Regions from separate parts of the Mus musculus genome. Here region 2 is linked to region 1. Evidence: chromatin loops called from intact Hi-C (ENCODE). Cell type or tissue: heart. All regions are shown on one strand. Each heading gives the region's core, and the rest is flanking DNA. Links, peaks and the distances in the headings are about the cores only. Region 1 holds the start of Rassf5 (Ras association (RalGDS/AF-6) domain family member 5). Region 2 overlaps Gm16083 (a long non-coding RNA gene).

What was found. Peaks named below come from ENCODE experiments on the same cell type or tissue, not always from the same donor. Only the 100,000 strongest peaks of a DNase experiment are listed, where the experiment ranks them.
Region 2: it touches region 1 in a loop (4-fold over the local background); 2 of 42 quality-filtered maps call a loop at or near these places.

Annotation. Positions count from the first base shown.
Region 1 is chr1:131,241,959-131,252,131 of GRCm38, reverse strand. It overlaps Rassf5 (Ras association (RalGDS/AF-6) domain family member 5), which reads left to right and starts at 6,954. Exons shown (of 6, transcript NM_018750.4): 1 at 6,954-7,443. The coding sequence starts at 7,002. It overlaps Gm28913 (a long non-coding RNA gene), which reads right to left and starts at 7,042. Exons shown (of 3, transcript XR_878525.3): 1 at 6,766-7,042. In heart, for the core only: CTCF peaks have their summits at 5,510 (motif pointing right), 6,072 (motif pointing right) and 7,009; DNase peaks (open chromatin) are centred at 5,466, 6,089 and 6,841; H3K4me3 peaks cover 3,796 bases; H3K27ac peaks cover 2,920 bases; H3K27me3 peaks cover 496 bases.
Region 2 is chr1:130,542,586-130,552,758 of GRCm38, reverse strand. The region is part of intron 2 of Gm16083 (a long non-coding RNA gene); the gene reads right to left. It also overlaps a transcript of Zp3r not described here. Among named protein-coding and RNA genes, the nearest start is that of Gm16083, 33 kb to the right of the region's middle. In heart, for the core only: a CTCF peak has its summit at 4,619 (motif pointing left); DNase peaks (open chromatin) are centred at 1,818 and 4,568; H3K4me3 peaks cover 542 bases; H3K27ac peaks cover 2,014 bases.

The DNA of each region.
Region 1 (10,173 bases), core at 1,155-9,154:
ACAGCAAGGGAGGTGTGTGGGCCAGGAATCTACATTAGTGGTGTAAGTCCTTGGTGAGGCAGAGTTTAGGATAACCCATGAATGGCCCCTGGACTTGGCAGCTCCCCCTGCCCCTCCCGGACAGCTGAATCTAGGGAAGCCCAAGTAAGGCAGGATGGACCTCAATGGCCTGGCCATCCTGCAGTTTCTGCCTTTGGCGTTTGCATGGCCCATCTCTACAGCACTGATTCTTGGAAAGCCCTTCTTACATACTTCAACAATTTCCTGCCTGATTTTAAAGTTAAGGATTTGGTTGTTTGTTTATTTTGAGATGGAATCTGTATAGCCCAGATCAGACTATAACTCACCATGTCACCAGGCAGGAAGGATTCTGAGTGGGTGTCTTAGTTGTCCTACTGTTGTGAAGAGACACCATAACCAAGGCAACCCTTAAAGGGAAGCATTTAGTTGAGGGACTTGCTTGCAGTTTCAGAGGGTTAGTCCGTTATCATCGTAGTGGGGAGCATGGTGACAAGCATAATGCTGAAGAAGGACAGGGATAGAAGAGGAGACAGACAGACAGACAGACATATTGGGTCTGGTATGGGCTTTTGAGACCTCCAAGCCCACCCCATCCCCAGTGATACACCTCCTCCAACTAGGCTACACCTCCCAATTCTTCCCAACAAACATAGGAGCCTCTGGCGGCCATTCTCACTCAAACCACCACAGTGGGCAACCCTCGTGAAAGGCTAAGGTTTGGATCAGGGTGACCCAAAGGTACTTGATGCTCCTAGGCTGACAAGTCAGAACAACTGCCTTTTAGAGCCTTGGTTTTTCCATACCTCCCTCACCAGAGGGAGGGAGGGGGAAGGAAAGAGGAAGAAGGGAGGGAAGGAGGGTGAGAGATGGAGAGGAACGAGAGTGGCCAGAGAGAAAGAGAGGGAGAAACACTGAGGGGGACAGAAATGAGGGCATCAGAGATAGAAAAAGTGGCAGCGGTGGGCAGAGTGGGGCTGAGGTCGGGTAAAGACAGCCCATGATGTCATCCAAGCCCCTCCATGCTTGTTAATCTGCCCTAACCCCAGGCTGAGGCTAGCTGCCACCATACCAGGCCCCAGAGCCTGGAATATAAGTGCCTGTGGCTTGCAGTCTCCCCTTTGGCTGAAGGATAAAAGCTGCTGACGAGTATGTCTGGAATATCTGACTTTTTCCAGGGCAGGGGAAAAAGTGTGTGTGTGCACACAAGCCAGCCCATCACAAGCCTGGCTGCTGCCTGGGGTGGAAAGACTGCCTATCTGACAATACGCAGATGGAGGAGTCACCATGAACCTGCTGCCCCAGCCTAACAACACTTTTCAGAGCACGCACACACACACACACACACACACACACACACACACACACACTTTTGTCCCTAAGTACTGTCAAGGGCAGAGAAAACTCCCTGGGGAGCAGAAGCATTTGGTGACAGGGTTGATGGAAGAGGAGAACCCATCCTGCACCACTACAAACTGTCCTGTGACCTCTGCTCATACACAAAATAAGCAGAGAACTTTTTAAAGTCATGCCTGAGAATGCACAATGGCGCTTATCCAGGCCCCCTCTCTGGCCCATCCGAAGCATCTGGATGCAGCAAATTCACCGCAGTGCTCAGCGCCGTGAAGGATTTGCTCATACTGCTAAGTCCCCTCCTCTTTACCCATAGCCCTGAAGGTCTCAGGGTGCCTTCCTTCCGATATCCCTAGAGCATCATTTCGTGGCTTAGAAAACATGCCTTGGACCAGACGTTGGTTATGAGCCTACAACTGTGCTCATTCTATTGGACCCAGCACCTCCTATTTGCCCTGCAGAGAGAAGAGGGTCAGAAAGAGCAACAAGACCCAAGGGAGGGGGCAAATCAAAGGTCACCTGCAACTCCCATTAGGAGGGTGGAGATAGTAGGGATACAGATAAGAGTGATGGGTGACCCTGGGATGACCCTGGGGTGCAGGACCTGACACCTGGACCTCACCAAGGAAATAGAGTCATATGGGAAGAACACTGGATACGGATTCTGACTCTTCACTGTGCACTTGTATTCACACCAGTTTTATTCACCAGCCCTTCCCATCCCAGCAGGCAGTGCAAAGACCAATACATAGGTTTGAATGGTCTGGAATCCAGGCTAGGAGCTCTGTGTCAGTCACATGATCCCGTGCCTCTGGTTTCTAATCTATAAAGTAGGGACGCTGGCCATTTTGCATTTTACCAGAGACCCTCACAGATTTACTGTTCTCTAGCAATGTGAGGTGTCACCCCCCCACACACACACACCTGCCACTGAAAGTTGCAAGAGACCCCCCTTCTCGTGGAGACTGAGCCTTCTGTGTAGTGCGTAGCCTAAGCAGGAAGAAGAAGGCCTTAGGCATCTCCCTCAAATTTTGTACAAGGATCACACAGTCTTACCTTCCACGGCTTCAGACCCATTTTCTGTGCTTCATGTGTCATATTAATCAAAATCTCTTATAAAATATAAGCCAGTCGTCAGACATCATGCTGGTAGGGTGTGAGAATGTTTGGGCACATTTGTATTCATAGATTTGGGGAATGCTTAGAGACTGGCGCATCTGCTGCCTGGAACATTATTGCTCACAGACACGGGCTTTTCTCCATTTAACTCTGTTTAGATAAATCTAGGAAAGAGCCTGGCTGTCTAATCCAGTAGTTCTCAACCTGTGGGTCGTGACCCCCAAAGACCACTGGGAAAATGTAAGTGTTTACATTATGATCTATGACAGTAGCAAATTACGGTTATGACATAGCAACAAGGATAATTTTGTGTCTGGGGATCACCACAGCATGAAGAACTGTATGAAGGGGTCTCAGCATTAGGAGGGTTGAGACCCAGTGGGCTAATCTGATACAAAACCGCCTCACCGTCTGTCTCCTAAAAATGCTGCATTTGTTTTCAAAACCACTCAAGTCCTGGTATACAGGCATCCCACCTATGGCTTATTGTGTGCCTCTCCCACTAGAGAGCAAGCTTGATGACTGTGTGTCTCTGCCAGACCTCCAGTGCCTGAACAAGCACCTAATACGCAGTGGATCTTAGAGGAGTACCTGGCTTAAGAAATTAATAACCGCTCTGTGTCCCTGAGGACTGCAGAGGCTATCAGTGCCGATGGTCAGCTACCCCACCCCGGCTCTTCTCCGACTCTGAGCTCACAGTGAGGAGTTGCTGCCGGCTCTCCCTGTGTAGGATGGTCTGTGACCTGTGAATGGAAGCGACCAAGATTTTTAAGCTCCAGTGAGGATCAGCAGGGATTTCTCCATTTCCTCCTGGCACAGTGACTGGCCGTATTAGATATGGTGTCTGGGATCTGCAGGAGTCCTGAGAGACTCTTGCGAGTGCTTGTCGTCCTGTACATGGGGCATAAGTGAGAAAGAGGTCTCTGTTGTCTGATGCACTGAGATATGGGGCTGCATTTGCAACATCACTTATCCTGACTGACATAGTAATCCTATGTGTGACTACCAATATCCCCAGAGCTTCCGAAAACCTTCAGAGACTTTAAGCAGCTTCAAATGCTTCAGAGTCAGATAAAAGCAAAGCTTGCTTTCCCCCTTGGAAAATCAGGCTATGTCTGTCTTCTCCTTCTCTTTCTTGCTAGGGGCTGGGGTTGGGGGAGAGGTTAGGGGAGAGGTTGGGGGACAGTCTTGAAATAACTCACCCAACAGGGGAAATAACATGTTATCGGACCACCTCTGAAGCAGCCTTGACCATACTCCTTCCCCTTGGTCACAAATAAAAGCAACATGTCCTCTCTCCTGGAATGAGTCACAGCTGGGAAAAGTGACCCACCCCACACTGAGCCAAGATGATCTGCTAAGGAGCAAAGCAAAACAAGCAAAACAAAACCTCCCAGTAGATGTTCCAGCAGATGTGGTGAGACCTCGAAGCCTGGTGACCAAGGACAAAGTCAAAGATGCCGCTGGCCCGGCACCCATCACCCCAGGTGATGTCTCTCTACCTGAACTACAGGGGTTTGAGTGATTTGGTGATTTTTTTCCCCACTTCTTCCCTGGAGGAGGAGTGTGTGTGTGTGTGTGTGTGTGTGTGTGTGTGTGTGTGTGTATTGGAAGGAGAAGGAGATGTTCTATCATGGGACATGGGAGGGGACTGGATTGGAAAAGATTAAAGAGGTGAGTCCCATACCTATTGAGGTTGGGGGATAGTTACTCCCCCACCCTGAACTTTTTTTTTTGTCTCAGAGAGATGGATCTTAAGATAAAGTTGAGAAAGTTTTGGGTGGGTCACATGACATGGCATTATACTATCTCCATCCACATCATCTGTGTTCATCCCAGGAGCTCTGGCTCCATGTCATTTCCCCATCAGCTCTGGAAGCAGCCATCACTGCTCCATCAAATCAGAGCCACAGGAAAACCAAACCAGAGTGTCTTCTATGTAGCCCCATGCTGGGGATGCTGCACACCTAACTGTCCCAGCCAGCCTCAGTCTATGACAGTTGACACTGGTGTCCTCACAGGAGCCTTCTCAGCCAGGGAATCGAAGTCAGCCACAAACGACAGACCCTTGGAATGCTTGGGCGAGGGAAGGACAGAGATGATGGCTGTTGGCTATTATTCATAAATAGTGTCTCAGAACTGGCCTCCCAGGGCTGTGTGTTACCAGAATCCTGTTACTTACACACCAAACCATCACCCCACACTCAAGCTGGTCTCTGTCCCCGGTCGTACCCAAAAGATGGCACCCCTGAGAGGTACAAGTTTCCAACCTTGTGAAGATGAATAGACACAGGGTAGAAACAAAGCAAACTTTTACATGCAATACAGGTTTCTGCAAGAAGCCAGAGAGCTGCTTGCAGATACCCTAGAGAGGAGGAGGAAAAGAGTATAAAGCCAGGCTGCACTTCCCCCATCACACTTTGGGAGAAAGTGCCAAGGAAGAGTTCCTGCTGGGCTCTCTCAGTTACAAGGAACCCAGCTCTGGAACAGGCAGGTCCTTTCCCTCCACTCTGCTATGGCTCTAGAGCAATAGTTCTCACAGTGGACCATCAGCACAAATGCTACTATGGGAACATGCTAGAAATACAAGTCTAGCATCCTAGCCCAGACTTACTGACACAGGAACTTGCCAGCAAGCTGTGATTTTAAAAGCCCTCTAGGGTTGGCTGGCCTCCAAAGCTTGGAGCACGGATGTAAAGAGAGCAAGAGGAAGGGTGGAGGGGCAGAGTGGTGGCCTCTGTGCCCACCGCCTTATCATAACTTTATCAGTTTGGAGTCCTTCTTTCCACTCCCCAGAAACCAGTGAATAAAACGAGGCCCAGAGACCAGGAACTTTTCCTCTGCCACCCACTTGAAAGGAGCAGGATTCTGATTACCACCACTTGGGGGAGGGGTGCGGGGGTGGGGGTGGGGAGAGAGGCTGTGGAGCAGGGAAGGCTGGGGATTCCCTGGTCACTGGACTTTTAGCCATTGCCTAAATTTACCTTCGAGAGGAAAAGTGAAAGTGAGGATTCCCCAGCCAGACACTAGGGGGAGACCCATCACTAGCCGGGAAAGAACCCTGGAGATTAAAATGTAGGCGAATTTATAGACAATTCCAGGTCTGGTTTCAGAATCCCCACACATTCTATACATACATTATTGCTCCCAATACTCTAACCTGAGGGTTCTCATCCCTTTTATAAGGTAGCTTGTGTGCAGAGAGAACCTATGCATTTTAACCCCGCCTATATTAAACACCGGTACTGTGAAAGTGTATATGAATCATTGCTATCCAGTATTATTTAATAAGTAAGGAGAAAGAGTGTGTACATGTTCACTATAGACATGCCCCTCCCCCAATATTTCTACCAGTGGTTTGTTGAGACCCAAAATACAGAATTTTTGAATTTGGTGCAGTGACTCTATTCCCATAGTTGCTTGCTGGTGGCTGCCACTAAATCAATCAAACCTGTAATTTAAGGGGGGCAGGGGGAGGCGGGAATGTGAGCTAGGCCTAAGTCAGAACCGCAGAACTGGAAAGAGCAAAGGCGCCTGCAGCTACAAAACCAGCCTGTAGAGGGCCCAGGACCCTTGCTAGCCTACGACCGACCGACCGGGCACAGGTTCGAAAATCCACAGTCCCACCTGTTCTCTATCCCTTGAGACGGCACTGTGGACAGGCCCACTAGTTATTACCATTACATAATTTTCAAGACCCAGTGCAAAAAGAATAGGCCGGGTTAAGAATTAGGATTTTCAAGATGGTGGCGACATAACCTTAAGCCAGACAGGAACCTATGGCGCACCCCTTGGTGCTGGTAGGATGCGGACTTCTCCACCCTGCGCCCCTGCTCAGGTGGACCTTCCATACCAAAGGAGGTGTGTAAGGGATTGGCATTCATTTCCGCAGTGATTACTCCAGCAACTAAGGGGGGAGGGGCGTAATTCGGGAGGAAAGTTCCTGTCCACCCATGGGGCACAGAGAGGTCTCTCATGATCACCGGATCACCAAGGATCACCAGTCACTCTAATCCCAGTCTTCGGGGAGGGGCAGTCTATGTAGCAGAGGTGAGAAGGGAGAGAGCTGATGTAGCCAGCTTCCCACGGGCAGCTCGGAGAATCCGCGGGCCGCCTTACTGACAGCGGCGGGCTAGCTCCTGTCCCGGGGCCACACCAGGTTGCCAAAGCCCTGCCTTCCCACCTGCTCCCCGCCCCGCCGGTGTTAGGGCGCCCTGGGAGACGCCCAGAGGGGACGGGGCAGAGCTGAAGACAGGCGCAGGAGCCGGCGCCTACCGAGCTCGCGAAGCCTCTCGGGTGCTCGGACCTTCACCACCGCCTAGTCGCCGAGTCACTCCTAAATCCACGCGGCTCCGACCCGCAGTCACGCGTGTTGCCCTTCCGGCCTCTCGGTGGGCTCCGCCCCGCCCCGCCCCGCCCGCGGGCTGCGGGCCCTTTAAAAGCGCGCTCGACCGGAGCCGCCCCTTCTGTTGGCCAGGCTCGGTAGCTGCCGCCGCCTGCGGGCCTTGGCCATGGCTTCCCCGGCCATCGGGCAACGTCCCTACCCGCTGCTCCTAGATCCCGAGCCGCCGCGGTATCTGCAGAGTCTGGGTGGCACCGAGCCGCCACCTCCCGCCCGGCCGCGCCGCTGCATCCCCACGGCCCTGATCCCCGCGGCCGGGGCGTCAGAGGATCGCGGTGGCAGGAGGAGTGGCCGGAGGGACCCCGAACCCACGCCCCGAGACTGCCGACACGCTCGCCCTGTCCGGCCCGGTCTGCAGCCGAGACTGCGGCTGCGACCTGGGTCACACCGACCCCGCGACGTGAGGAGCATCTTCGAGCAGCCGCAGGATCCCCGCGTCTTGGCCGAGAGAGGCGAGGGGCACCGTTTCGTGGAACTGGCGCTGCGGGGCGGTCCGGGCTGGTGTGACCTGTGCGGACGAGAGGTGCTGCGGCAGGCGCTGCGCTGCGCTAGTGAGTGAGGGCGGGGAAGGTGCGCGAGGTGAAGGGCTCTGAGCCCGGGAGAGGAGGCCATTGCCTTTTGTGGCCAGTCCGAACTTTTAGGCAGGTTACCTTTGGAGACAGCTGCTGTCACTGCCTGGCATCCTTTAATGGCTGCCCACTGACCAGAGGTAGTTGTATGTGTACAGTTACGTATCCTCAGACGGGTTTGAGCCTTCTCCCCCGTGCGCGTAAACAAGCTTGTTTGTAGGTTGGGACTGATGGCTCTCCACAAGGTCATTGTGTCTTACGCACACCCTCTTCTTCCTTTAGTTGTGAGTTTTAAAAATGAGGTAGTGATATTGACAACGAAGTGAGTATTTGACACTTATTAGGGTTAATGGGGAGATGACTCGGTGGTCACCTCAGGTTCTCTCAGGCTCTTCCTCCTAGGGAGCTGTTGGCATGGGAAGCCTGGTTAGGCTTTGAATGGAAGCAGGCTGTGAGGCTGAAAGATGCCAAGGTCACCTGCACCTGAGGCCTCCTCAGCCCTCCACACCTGGCTCAACGCTCTATACTCTGCTCCAGTGTGTGACTGTGCCTCGTGGCCTCCTCTTCCTCCTCCTGTCCCCCTGCACCCGCCTTCCAGCCCTAAAATCACTAAGCTCCCCGCCAGTTCCTTCCTTCCACAAGGCATCCCCACTGGCCTGCTGGCTTCTCCCAATCTTACTGTAACACTGGGCACCAGTATAGAGAGTTTCTGAGCAAGTCTGCGCTCTTTTTAGGGCTTATCATTACCTCTCGCCAATGGTGAGTCTGTATCCCTGTATAAGTCTCCTCCCCACCAACCCAGGGATCTGCTGTTGCCAGAGGATACTCATACCCGTGTGTTTACGTAGCTCCTTTGAACATATGAAGCACGCAGTGCAATGACAGCTTCCGGCAATCATCTGTGGACATGGATTACAGTCACATCTTTTGGTAAAGGGCCATCCTCTGTTGCCTCCTTCAGACTGCAACACTGGACAGCAGCAGCTAGCACTACTACCCTCACTCTAGCCCATAACAGCTCCCCCTCAGCCGCTCCAGAATATGTGAAAGGAAAAAGGGGGACTATTCTTCCTACCATGAGCATCCCCCATACAGGTGCCTGTTAAGGAGAAGGCTGGGCATGTAGAGTCCTGTGCACGGGCTGCTGTTCCTTGTAAATGCTGCTGACCTGCAGACGAATCCAGTGCAACTTACCTCTGGGCCCGCTGCTAGCTTTATCTCCCTCCGTGTTCCTGAGTGCTTTGCAGTACCCACTAGCCCTGGACACAGAGGATGAGGCAGTGGATTCACTGTTATGGATCTACTAAGGCTCAAATTCCAGAAGCTGCACTGTCTGTGAGAATATGCTTGTTGCAATTCCCGCTTGTTTAGACTTTGAGGGACTGTCAGCTTTACTCTGAGTTTGTGATATTCTTCTGGTTAGCAATGATGCTGTGTTGGCAGGATTCTGTGGGTATCTGTGCAGTACTCCATGACGAAATGAGCATCCTCATACCACATGAGAGTTGTTTATTTCCCTTGCTCCGTCCCTAAATAGTTTCCAGCACTTGGGAAATAGTGTCCTCCCTGCCGTTTCCTTCCACAAGGCATCCCCACTGGCCTGCGACTTGCTGAGGTCCTTTCACTTTCTTGGGTTCCTGTGGCCCCTGAGTAGTCGATTTCCTACCAGCCAGAGATGCCTGAACACCAAAGAGGCAGCAGAACTGAAGTCAGGAAGGCCACAGAAAGGAATCTCTGTTTGTTTGGTTTTTTTTAATATTTAACTAACCGTGAGTGTTCGGCTGACCAAGAGAAAGTTGAGACAGTTTTGGTGTGCAGGACAGACTCACCAGACATCTGGTGCTAAGCTGAGGTCTGGCTCTCTGAGAGGGTTTATTTGTTTTATTTTCATTTTTGAAAAGCATGGGTCAGAAAAGGATGTTTTAAAAGGTAATCCTGGAGCTGGGAAGAGGGGGGCAACTCAGTTGGCAAAGCAAGCATGAGGACCTGAACTGGATCCTTAGAACCCACATTTAAAATAAATAAATAAATAAAAGCAGGCATGGTAGCACATGCTTGTAACCTCAGTGCTGGACGGTGAGTGGAGACCGGCAGAGTCCTGTCTGGCCCTCACTGGCCAACCCTAGCTACTCGTACACATAGACACAGGCACACACGCACACCTCAAACTAGAACCAAAGTCCCGGCTTTGAATCCGAAATGTCACTTAGTCTCTGTGTGACCCCATGAATCTCTGTGTTGCCCTCACTTGTCTTTAAGAAGCGTGGATAATGATCTTATCTACAGCATCGTGTTAATGTGGGGATTCAGTGTAGTAATCATATACGTGTACGTTGATTAGAAAAGTGCCTGGCAGGGTACACAATGAACGTCCAATTAGATATAAGTGTGACCATTGTCTCCTCCCATTTAAGACCATTAATGGCTACCTGGGGCTCACTCTGCCACATAGCATAAGCATGGGGTACGGTTTTCAAGCTTTGTTTGGTGGTGGAGTTGGAAGCAGGAAGCGGATAGTATATCTTGGGAGTTTAGGTATGAAGTGTCCTCTAGACATGGCATCCCTGCCTAGCGCCTCAGGTGGAAGCCAGCTGTGATGAAACCCACAGTCCCGTGTCCGAGACTCCTCTGCACCTGGCTTAGAGAGAGAAGCCTTTCCGAGCAGCACTTGCGACCGGCAGAGCGCCATGCTGGTTTCCTTGAGCAGTGGCT
Region 2 (10,173 bases), core at 999-8,998, 700 kb after region 1:
AAGAAAAAATATGACTAAGGGTCTAGAAATCAGACAGATCCCTGCTAAACTAGTAGGGGAAGGGGCTCTGGGAGTAGGGAGACTGACACTCTAACAGTCTACTCACTTTCTGTAGTCTCAGCTTCTCTCCAGGTTGAAAAAGGATGACACCTCAGTATCCTCACTGTCTACTGATACCCTCTACCTGTGTTCTACCTCTCCCTGGGAACAAGAAGCCCACAGCCCCTGTGTCTGTACGTTGCACCCAATCCCACTGATTCAGGGCTCTGAATACACTGGCCCTCCTTGTGAGCTGATATCTGTGTTCCATATTCATTTTCCTCTGGTGCATCAATTAGTATTTATACAAATGGAAATTAATTTTGTTATTTCTCTCATGTTTTGGCCCTCTCAACTCCTTCCCTATTCATTGCGGCTGATATTTGCAAAACTTCCCAAATGAGTGTCATCCGCAAATTAGCAAGTCATATATTTCCCTTTCAAAGCATGAAGAGGATTGGCCATGTCTACCCACCACCTCCCCCCAAAGCACACACCCCTGGGGCTACCTTATTAAAGTACACTTCACATGCACAGGTTGCTAAGCAGGTAGAGGATGGGATGGGGGTGTGGAGAAAAGAGATGGAGGAATCTTGGGGCTATAAGCTCAAGAGGAAGGCAGTGATACAGTGGAGAGGCCTCAATGCTTTCCTAGCAGGTACAAAGATCACAGTCACAGTAGTCTACGCCCAGGCCAACCTCTCTGAGCACTGCAATGTCGTCTCTGAGAAAGACTGGACTGATTCCATACAAAGGACATTGGTAAATAGGCTTTTGGGGAAAATTAGTATGTGGATAGGACAGTGACAGCTTCTCCCTGGCAGCATCTTCACATAAACTCACAGGAGTGAGATCACACCTGCACTTGCTCACAGAATAGGGAGATAGCGCTTTGCACTTAAATACTCAAGATGACTGAGTTGCATCTCCCTGATTCTATTGGGTCTGGACACAAATCCTCATCTAAAATTCTGGGGCTTGAGACTTCCTTCGTTTTTTTTTTTTTTTTTTTTTTTTTTTTGAGCATGTGCTCAGTCACATGGTTACAGTCTGTAACCATCAAGAGTTCAGCAGGCAGCAGCAGGCTGCTGTGGGAGGGGAGGGGAGGGGAGGGGAAGGAGGGGAGGGAGGGCCCAGCACCTCCTGCTAGTCTGGACCAGATTATGTAATCTTACAGTGTTGTGCCTGTGCCTGTTCGGAAGAAGCACCCAACACCTGATTTCTTCCTTTGACTATAAGGGCTTTGGATGGCCATACTTAGTCTGTGGGGTGGCCAGGGTCTTTTGTCCTCTGAAGACTCCAGATTGGAATCCCTGGGGTAGTTGAGGGATAACCCATAAGTGCATCGGGAGCACGAGAGCACGGAAAAATAGCTACAGCACTTGCTCCACACACTGATCTCAGGCTCAGAAAATCAAACCCCAGGGTTACTCTCACTTGGTGAGATCAGCTCCAGGACATTAAGGGCAGTGTTTCTTTCCACAACGTTTTGGCTTCTTAGTATCCGATCCTCCACTCTCCACAACTGTTGGCCAGACCAGTCTCTCACCCTAGGGCTGTGGCAGGTTAAAGGGCCTCCTCTACTGTGAGAGGAAAGGAGGGACTAAATAGGTTACACCAAGATTAATCTGTGAATGAAGCCAGCTTGCCGAGGAAGAGAGACAGGAGTCCTTTCCCTGCTCTGGCATCAAAGCAAGCCCAGGAAATACAAACGGAAGAGGGCAGAGGTGAGTTATAAAAGACCAGTCACCACATGGCCAGGTGCTTCCGGGGGCTTTCCTTAGCTCACTGTTCTATTTCCAGGCCTGGGAGTGCCCTTCCTATTCTTAAGAAGCTATTTCTATCCCGCGTCTAACTTAAAAGGCGTGACCTTCCTTCATCACCTCCTGGTGGCTGCCAGGATTTCACCGGATCTTGACTGTTTTCTCTTTAAACCCTAGTTGTCCTGGAGATTCCCTTTAAGTCTGTTTCCCAATTGTTTTTATTGAGGCTAAGCACACCCAAAAAGAGACTCAGCTTCCGCAGTGACCTGCAGTCTGTGCTCGCGCTTGCTCAGTGTTTTCTTTCCGTTTCAATGCTGTGTTTCTTCAGCTTCTTCTCTGCTCCCGATTCCTGGAATTCTTTCTTCAGCTTGTTCTGGATGCTGACTTCCACTGCTTTAACTCTGATTCATTCCATTGTCCAAGCTTCCTGCCTGCTTTGTTTCAACCTCAGCTTCTTCTGCTGCAGCGCTCCTCCTTGCTGACCTTCGAAGTCCGGTTCTGATTCCTTTTCCAGTTTGCGGACTTCCCCTCTGTGCCATTGGCTTTCCTATGAGGTCCTCGGGTGAGCGCATAGGCTTGCTTGTATCATTGCTGTTCACTGAACCAGTGAGCACCTTGCCTGGTGTCGTAGGACTCAATGCTCACCAATGGGAAACACAAGCTATGGCCTTTTCTCATTATGTGGGCTAATAGCACCTTCCTGCATGATGAAAGCTAAGGGCAGAAAAGAGTTTTCCAGGCTGTTCCCACCTGTTTCTCTCTGTCCTGCAACCAAACTGTGTTTGAAGAAGAAAGTGAGCCACCTCAAGGGCACCAACATCAAGCTACACAACATAGAGAAAGACACTGATGTTCACTGATAGCCACGAAAAGTGACAAAACTAATGTGCCAGAACACAATGAAGTTAAAAATTGTTTAAAGGGGGCTGGAGATGGCTCAGCGGTAAAGAGCATGCGCTGATCTTGCAGAGAACCCTGAAGGGACCCTGGCCAGCACGGCTCTGGCAGGCCTTGCCCTTCTCCCCTGTTCCCTCTGCCTTGCTAAAAACGGATAGATTACAGTCATAGCCACCAAGTTCTGTTTCCTTATTTGGCCACTTCCTCCTCCTGAGGCTGGAGGTCCAGCTATCAAAGAATTGAAGTCCACAGTCAAAAGCCCCCTTTGGCTCTCCTAATTAATGTGCCCAATAAAATATACCACATCCGCTCCATTAGTAGCCCATTCTAACACAGCCCTGCCCTTTTTGTTTTCTTTTTGTTTGTTTGCTTGCTTGTTTTTTTTTGTTTGTTTGGGGTTTGTTTGTTTGTTTGTTTGTTTGTTTCCAGACAGGGTTTCTCTGTATAGCCCTGGCTGTCCTGGAACTCACTTTGTAAACCAGGCTGGCCTTGAACTCAGAAATCCGACTGCCTCTGCCTCCTGATTGCTGGGATACGCCTGCAGGTCTTTTGTTGCTGCTTTTCTGCCTGAGTCAGAAAGCAGCCACTTTAACCCTCCCAGCGCCCCACCCCCCAACACTTAATAAAGGACTTCTCTGTGAAAACACAGGTGTTTGTGGTTTGTTTCTAATCCTGAGAAAGGGGAACCCCCTGCTGTGCATGGCCGATCTCCTAACCGATCCAGGTTCCCTTCCCAGCCCCTGGTGTCAGGTGGTTCCTAACTGCCAGTAACCCCAGCTTCAGGGATATGCGATGCTCTGGTCTCCACTTACTGTACACACGCCCACCAACCTACCTACCCACACCTATATATGAATAACTGACAACAAATCCAAATTCTTATTTTGAAATAGGAATTCAATGAAATGAGGGAAGAAGGAAAGGGAACAGTAAAGAAAACAGATGAAATACAAGGAAAAAAGAAGAGAGCAAAGTTTTGGAAAGAGAAAGCAGAAAGTTTCAAAATATTTTTAAAAACGAAAGACAAAAACAATAACTAGATTGTTTTAGTGCAAAATTAAGACAATTAAAAAAAAACACAAGACAGAGAAAGAAAGAAAGAAAGAAAGAAAGAAAGAAAGGAGAGAAAAGAAAAAAGAAAAGAAAAGAAGAGAAAGGAAGGAAGAAAGGATGGGCTGGAGAGATTGCTCAGCGGTTAAGAACATTGACTGCTCTTCCAGAGATCCTGAGTTCAATTCCCAGCAACCACATGGTGGCTAACAACCATCTGTGATGAGATTGGATGACCTCTTCTGGTGTGTCTGAAGACAGCTACAGTGAGTGTACTTATATATAATAAATATATAAATCGAGAGAGAGAGAGAGAGAGAGAGAGAGAGAGAGAGAGAGAGAGAAGAAAGAAAGAAAGAAAGAAAGAAAGAAAGAAAGAAAGAAAGAAAGAAAGAAAGAAAGAAAGAAAGAAAGAAAGAAAATCCAGTAAGGTAACTTCAAAAAGTTACAAAAGTATAGTAGAGACTAAAAGTGGAAACCAGGCACTAAAGGACTTCCCAGCAGAGAAAAGATACATAAACAAACTTAAATGGATGCGTGGCCTAGCAAAACGAAAGCACAGAAGGGCTGTAAGTACGTTAAAATGAAAATACTACCTAAAAAGCCGAAACATGGGAAGGGAAGAGAAAAACTTGACGTGTGAGAGAGGCACTTTTTGGGTTTGAAACCGGGCTACTGTTGTGCTATATCGCGAGGAGTGGGGTAAAGGAACTCAGGATTTCCCACGGTTTACACGGATGCCGAAGTTGTATGGGGCTTTTCGGTGTTACCTGGGGGAGGCGGGTGGGGGTCGGGGGTGGAAGGGAGGGCAAGCAACGCTTTAGTAGCGTCCATTCCTTGTGTTCTGGCGCACTCTGCTGGCCCAATTTAGCTTTGCAGACTGCAGCTCAATTTGTTCCTACCATACCTTTGTTTTCTATAAAGCACACTTCACCAAAACAGTAAACACAAGCCCTTAGACACAGCTTTCTATAAAATTCGATAGGACTTTCTAGAAGTCTTCCGGAGTATTCTCCATTCGGCTAAGGAGTACTACGAAGCCTGGTCAGTTAGTGGGTGGATGAGAACTGACAATCACCCCTCCACCTTGCACTCACACAGCTTGGCGCGCTCCATTGAGTTGTTGATGATTTGCATGTTGAGCCACAGGCTAAGGGTGAGGCAAGCGAGGTATTCGAAGTGGGCATCAAAACAAGGAAGGAAAGTAAAAATCCCCGGTAACCAAGATAAAGACAATTTTAGTGCACTGTTTCATCTGTTATCTTTTGACAATTTTGTACCTATAACCGTTCAGTTTCAATCCGTCATTACACTCTTATCCCACCACTGAGTCCTGTTTTGGAGCAAATCCACTCCTAGTTTGATATCTTTCTTTCTTTCTTTCTTTTTTTAAACACCATGTGAGTTTATGTTTGTTGGCATGAGTAGCGGGTTGTTTACTGGAAGGTGGGGAGTTGACCATTAGCACACCACTAAAGAAAGTAACTTCCTCCCCTGAGCAATGATTCGGCCTGCTGTCACCCAGGGTTCATAGAGCCTGAGCAGCCTTGCCCCACATGTGGGGAGATGGTGACAGTCAGATTCTTAGGTGGGTCCTGTGCAGGTGTCCACAATCCAGTGAACCAGTAAGAACGTAGCTGTGTGATCAGAAGACTCCCTTGCTAAGCATTCCTTCCCAGCCTCTGGTTACATTCTTGCTGCCCCCCTTCCACGATGCTCTCTGAGGCTTGGAGGTGGTGACACAGATGTCCTTTTTATTGCTGAGTATGTCCCAGTTGTCCGTTCACTTAATAGGTCTCTGTGTTAACCTCCACCCACAGGAAACATTTTCATAATGGATGCTGGGAACGGCCATAATCCACGTGGTTCATTGAGAAGTATGTAGAAAGCAACTTGATGCTCAATCCTTCTGCCGAACAACGGAACAACGGCAGGAGGCTCTGCCCAACCAAGTTCACTGTGCAGGCGTGGGTTTCCTGCTGGGGCTCAGGTTTCAAATCCAAAAAGTCTTTGTTACCCAGGTAATTGTTTTGTAATATTGAGTGGTGGGCATATCAGAAGCTGGGTAGGATTGTTGCTGGTTTTTCTCCACCAGCAGCTTCTAAGGCCCCTTCTAACACCATGAAAGCGAGCCAACACGGAGGAAGCTTCTAGCTCCCATTCAGCCTGCCTTCTCTACCTCCCACAACTCACACTTGAGTGTCTGGGGCAGTAAGGTCTTCTTGAGCTCTGATGAGCAACCAAGGCTACTGGCAGTAGCTTGTAATGTTTTGGGGTCCTTGGGGTTTCAGTGGCCAACAATTTATAAGAAGGTATCTTACACTTGGTAGTAATCCTTGGCTTCTGGGAAGAGTAAAGTCCACCTATGTGGTATTTCCACTTAACTTTTTAAAAATTACAATTTAAGTAAGACTTTCAAAATAGTAGAGACTTGGCATACATTCTTAGTATTGGTTAATACACACACACACACACACACACACTCACACACACACACTGCTGTCTTCTTTTGCCCATCTACCTATCACAACACAAAGTTCCTCCCTATTTACCTTTTGCTATCTCTCTCTCTGGGGGATCTTTACAAACACCAGAAGAGGCAAGGAAGTGGTCTGCACGAGCAAGAAGGGAATCTGGCTGAACACGACTTAGTTAGGCAGTGCTGGTTCACACTTCTAGAGTCTGACACCAGGCAGTTTATTTTAGCCATGTTTTAAGCACAGAACAACTTCAGAGGCAGGGGAAGTTTCCTGATGATAATTAACTCAATCCCTTCTGTACAGCAAAGCTTCAGACATGTTTACATTGAAATTCTTTACAAAATACGTATGACTTCTTCCATAAAGATGGCTTCTGTTGACTCAGAAACAAGGCTCAAGATAAGACTCTAAGGAAGATGACTTGGATAAACTTAACGCCCCTGGGAGTCAGGATTGACCTGGCCTAAGATAACTCTGTAGCCATCTCTCAGAAGGGTGAATAGAACCTATTGACTGAGAGACAATGCTCAAGACATAGGTAGAGAGAGTCTGGGATAAACATAGTCTGGAGGATTCAGGAGAAGCCTGGCCCTACAGATAACAAAAGATTCTACAGATAACTAACTACATTCATTCCCAGCTTTCCAGGTGGAAAATAGGTAAACATCTCCTTCCTTTGAAGCCTGCATGTTAACCTGCCTGTTTTCCCCAGTGCTTATCTGTGTGCTCAAGGATCTTGAACTCTCTTAGTCACCCCTCCTTTAAGGGAATTTCCCCACCTCATCTAATGGCTCCTTTCTATCTTCCTCCACTTGATTGGAGTCTCTGGTTCAAACAAAACAAAACAAAACAAAAAAACCAAAAACAAACAAGCAAACAAAAACCAGAAAAACTAGCCTTAGGAGTCCCATCTAGGATTGGCATAGTTGGAGGGGATGTGTGACATTTGTCTAGCTGGGCCCAGTCACCTCCTTCAGAATAACTTTCGCTGCTTCCTTCCGTTGACCACTGATTTGTATATTTCATAACTTCAATTTTCTTTAAAGCTGAATAAAATCCCATCAAATATAAGAGTTCATGACTCACCAAAGAATGACTCCCTTGACGTAAATACTAGGTAAACGCAAAGAGTGTTTTATTCTGCAGAAGTCCAGAATGCTGGGGTCTCCTCATTGCCAAGATAGAGAGATACCCAAATGAGCTTGCAGGCCCCATTTAAAGCACATTGGAATTCCGGGTAGGTGAGCTTTATCTTACTCTACTCTAGGCATTCTGAAACCATTATCAAGGTGTGAAGGCTGGAAATTGTTGCTGAGGAATTAGCTGAGGAAGTCTGGAAACTGCTGCTGACCCACTGTCCTTGCCTCTAAAAGCCAGGTGGTGGGCAGCCTCTGAAAGCAGGGCAGTTTCTGACTAGCTTTTCGTTTTCATTTTGTGTTTGTTTGCTTTGGTTTTTTGTTTGTTTGTTTTGGTTTTGGTTGTCTTTTTTCCTAGTAACTGACTTGCCTGGGTTTAGGCCTAGTCGCCTAAATTGCTGATTTGAAGCCTGTCATGGAATATGCCTGGCCTTCTCACATGTAGATGTATGGACTTTTTATCACCTATTCATCTGTTAATGGGCACTGTGGTGATTCCACTCCCTAGCTACTGTGATCAGAGCCTCAGTGGGCACAGATGTGCAAGTATCTGTAGTGCAGATAGTATTGGTGGTATAAGCCCAAGAATGGAATATGTGGGTCATGGAAGAGCAAATCTCTTTTTAACTCTGAGGCAACTCCACACTGACTAGTTTGTACTCCAGCTAACAGTGAATAAGGGCTCCTCATCTGCCATATTTAAGACAGATGGAATCTCAAAGTGGTTTTAATTTGACTTTTTCTGGTGGTTAAGAATTTACCACATACTTTTACTTTCAACATATTTATCAAACATTGTATTTCTTCTCTGTTCTATCCCACAGCTCAGTTTTAAATTGAGATATATATATATATATATATATATATATATATATATATATATATATGCCAATATTTTCTCACATTCTCTATGTTCTTCACTGGATTGATAAAACTATCAATTCTTGGCTTTGAAGGAGTTTTTTGTTGTTGTTGTTTTTCTGTTTTGTCGTTGTTGATGTTGTTTGTTTTTTTTAATTTCATGAGGTCCCACTTATTAATTGTTCTCTTTATTTCCTAAGTAATTGGTATCTTGTTTAGAAGTTCCTTACCTATACCTAGATTGGAGGGCACTCCGTATTTTTCCCCCTCAAATAGCTTCAGAGTTTCATGTCTAATGTTGAGGGTTCTTGATCCATTCAAAGTTAGTTCTTGCTCCCATGCTCGATTTGCTCTACAAAGGGATATCCATGTTGCTAGCACTATTTGTTCATGACATTACCTTTCCTCCAGTGACTGTTTGTGGTGTTTTGACAAAAACCAGGTGGCTGTGATTGTGTGGACTTGTATCTAGCTTGTATGGTCTATGCATTAATGTACCTGCTTGTTTTTAGCCGACACCATCCTGTTTTTATAACTCTGCTACACAACTTGAATCAGATATGTGGTGTCTCCTCTGTTCAGTATTGCTCTGGCTATTTGAAGTCTTGATGTTGCTCTAAATCCACAGATTACCTTTGGTATGATGGCCATTTTCACAACATTATTCCTACCAGTCCATGAACATGGGGTTGGGAAGGGTTTTTCCAATTTCTACTGTCTTTTTCAGTTTCTTTCTAAAGTGTCTTAACACTTTCATTGTCAAGTTTTACTTCTGTAGTAGATATATCCCAAGGTGTTTTTGTAAGGCTATTGTGGATGGAATTGCTTCCCTCATTTCTTCCCCTGCATGTCTGAAATTACTCTGTGGAAAGGCTCTTTCCTTCTGTCTTTGGTATACAGGAAAGCTCTTGCTTCTCTGTGTTAGTACTGTATGCTGCCACTTTGCTGAAAGTCACCGTTGGTTCTGTAACTTTTCTGGTGGAGTTTTTAGGGTATTTTCTGTGAATCATGGTGTCTGCAAATAAAGATTATTTGATTTCTTTCTTTCCCATTTGCCTTCTCTTTATCCCCTTCTCTTGTTTAATGGTTCTAGCTAAGACTTTAAGCACTATATTGAATAGGAACAGAGCAAGTAGCTACCCTTGTCTTGCTCTTGACCTTAGTGAAAATAGTGAAGATTTTTCCTCCATCTAGCATGGTGCTGGCTTTAGATTTATCACATAAAGCTTTATTATTAAAAACAAAAAACCAAGCAGTCATTAATATTCTAGTACCTGACAAAACCAATTGCAACCCAAAACTAATAATTAAAGAGAGCCCTTTCATTCTGATCAGAGAAACAATTAGCAAAAAGGACATTACAATTCTCAACATCTATACATTGCATAAAACTAGACCCTGTTTCTCAACACACTCAAAAATCATCTCCAAATGTATCCAAGATCTCATTGTAAAACTTAAAAGTTGAAAGCACTAAATGAGAATGCAGGGAGTGTCGACAACATACAGAGGATGAGGGCTTTGTAAATAGCACTCCAATTACTAACAAACTAACTCCAACGATTTACAAGTAAAACTAAGAAATCTTCGGTCCAGCAAAGCAAACAAAGAAGAAATATATGTCCAGTATCATTAGTCATCACGTAAAAGCAACTTAAAGGTGCTTTGAGATTCTGCCCCACCCCAGTCAGGATAGTTACGATCAAGAAATCAGGTGACAATAAATCCTGGCAAAGATGTTAGGAACAAAGAGTCCCGCTCATTGTTGGTGGGTGTGAAAACTGGTTTGGTCACTATGAAAATCAGTATGGCACCTCCTCAAAAACTTAGACATAGATTACCATAGGAGCCAGCTATGCCATTGCTGAGCATACACCCAGAGGGCTCTTATATTCTACTACATGGATGAGGTACTACTTGGATGTTGCTCATCCACATTCGTTGCTG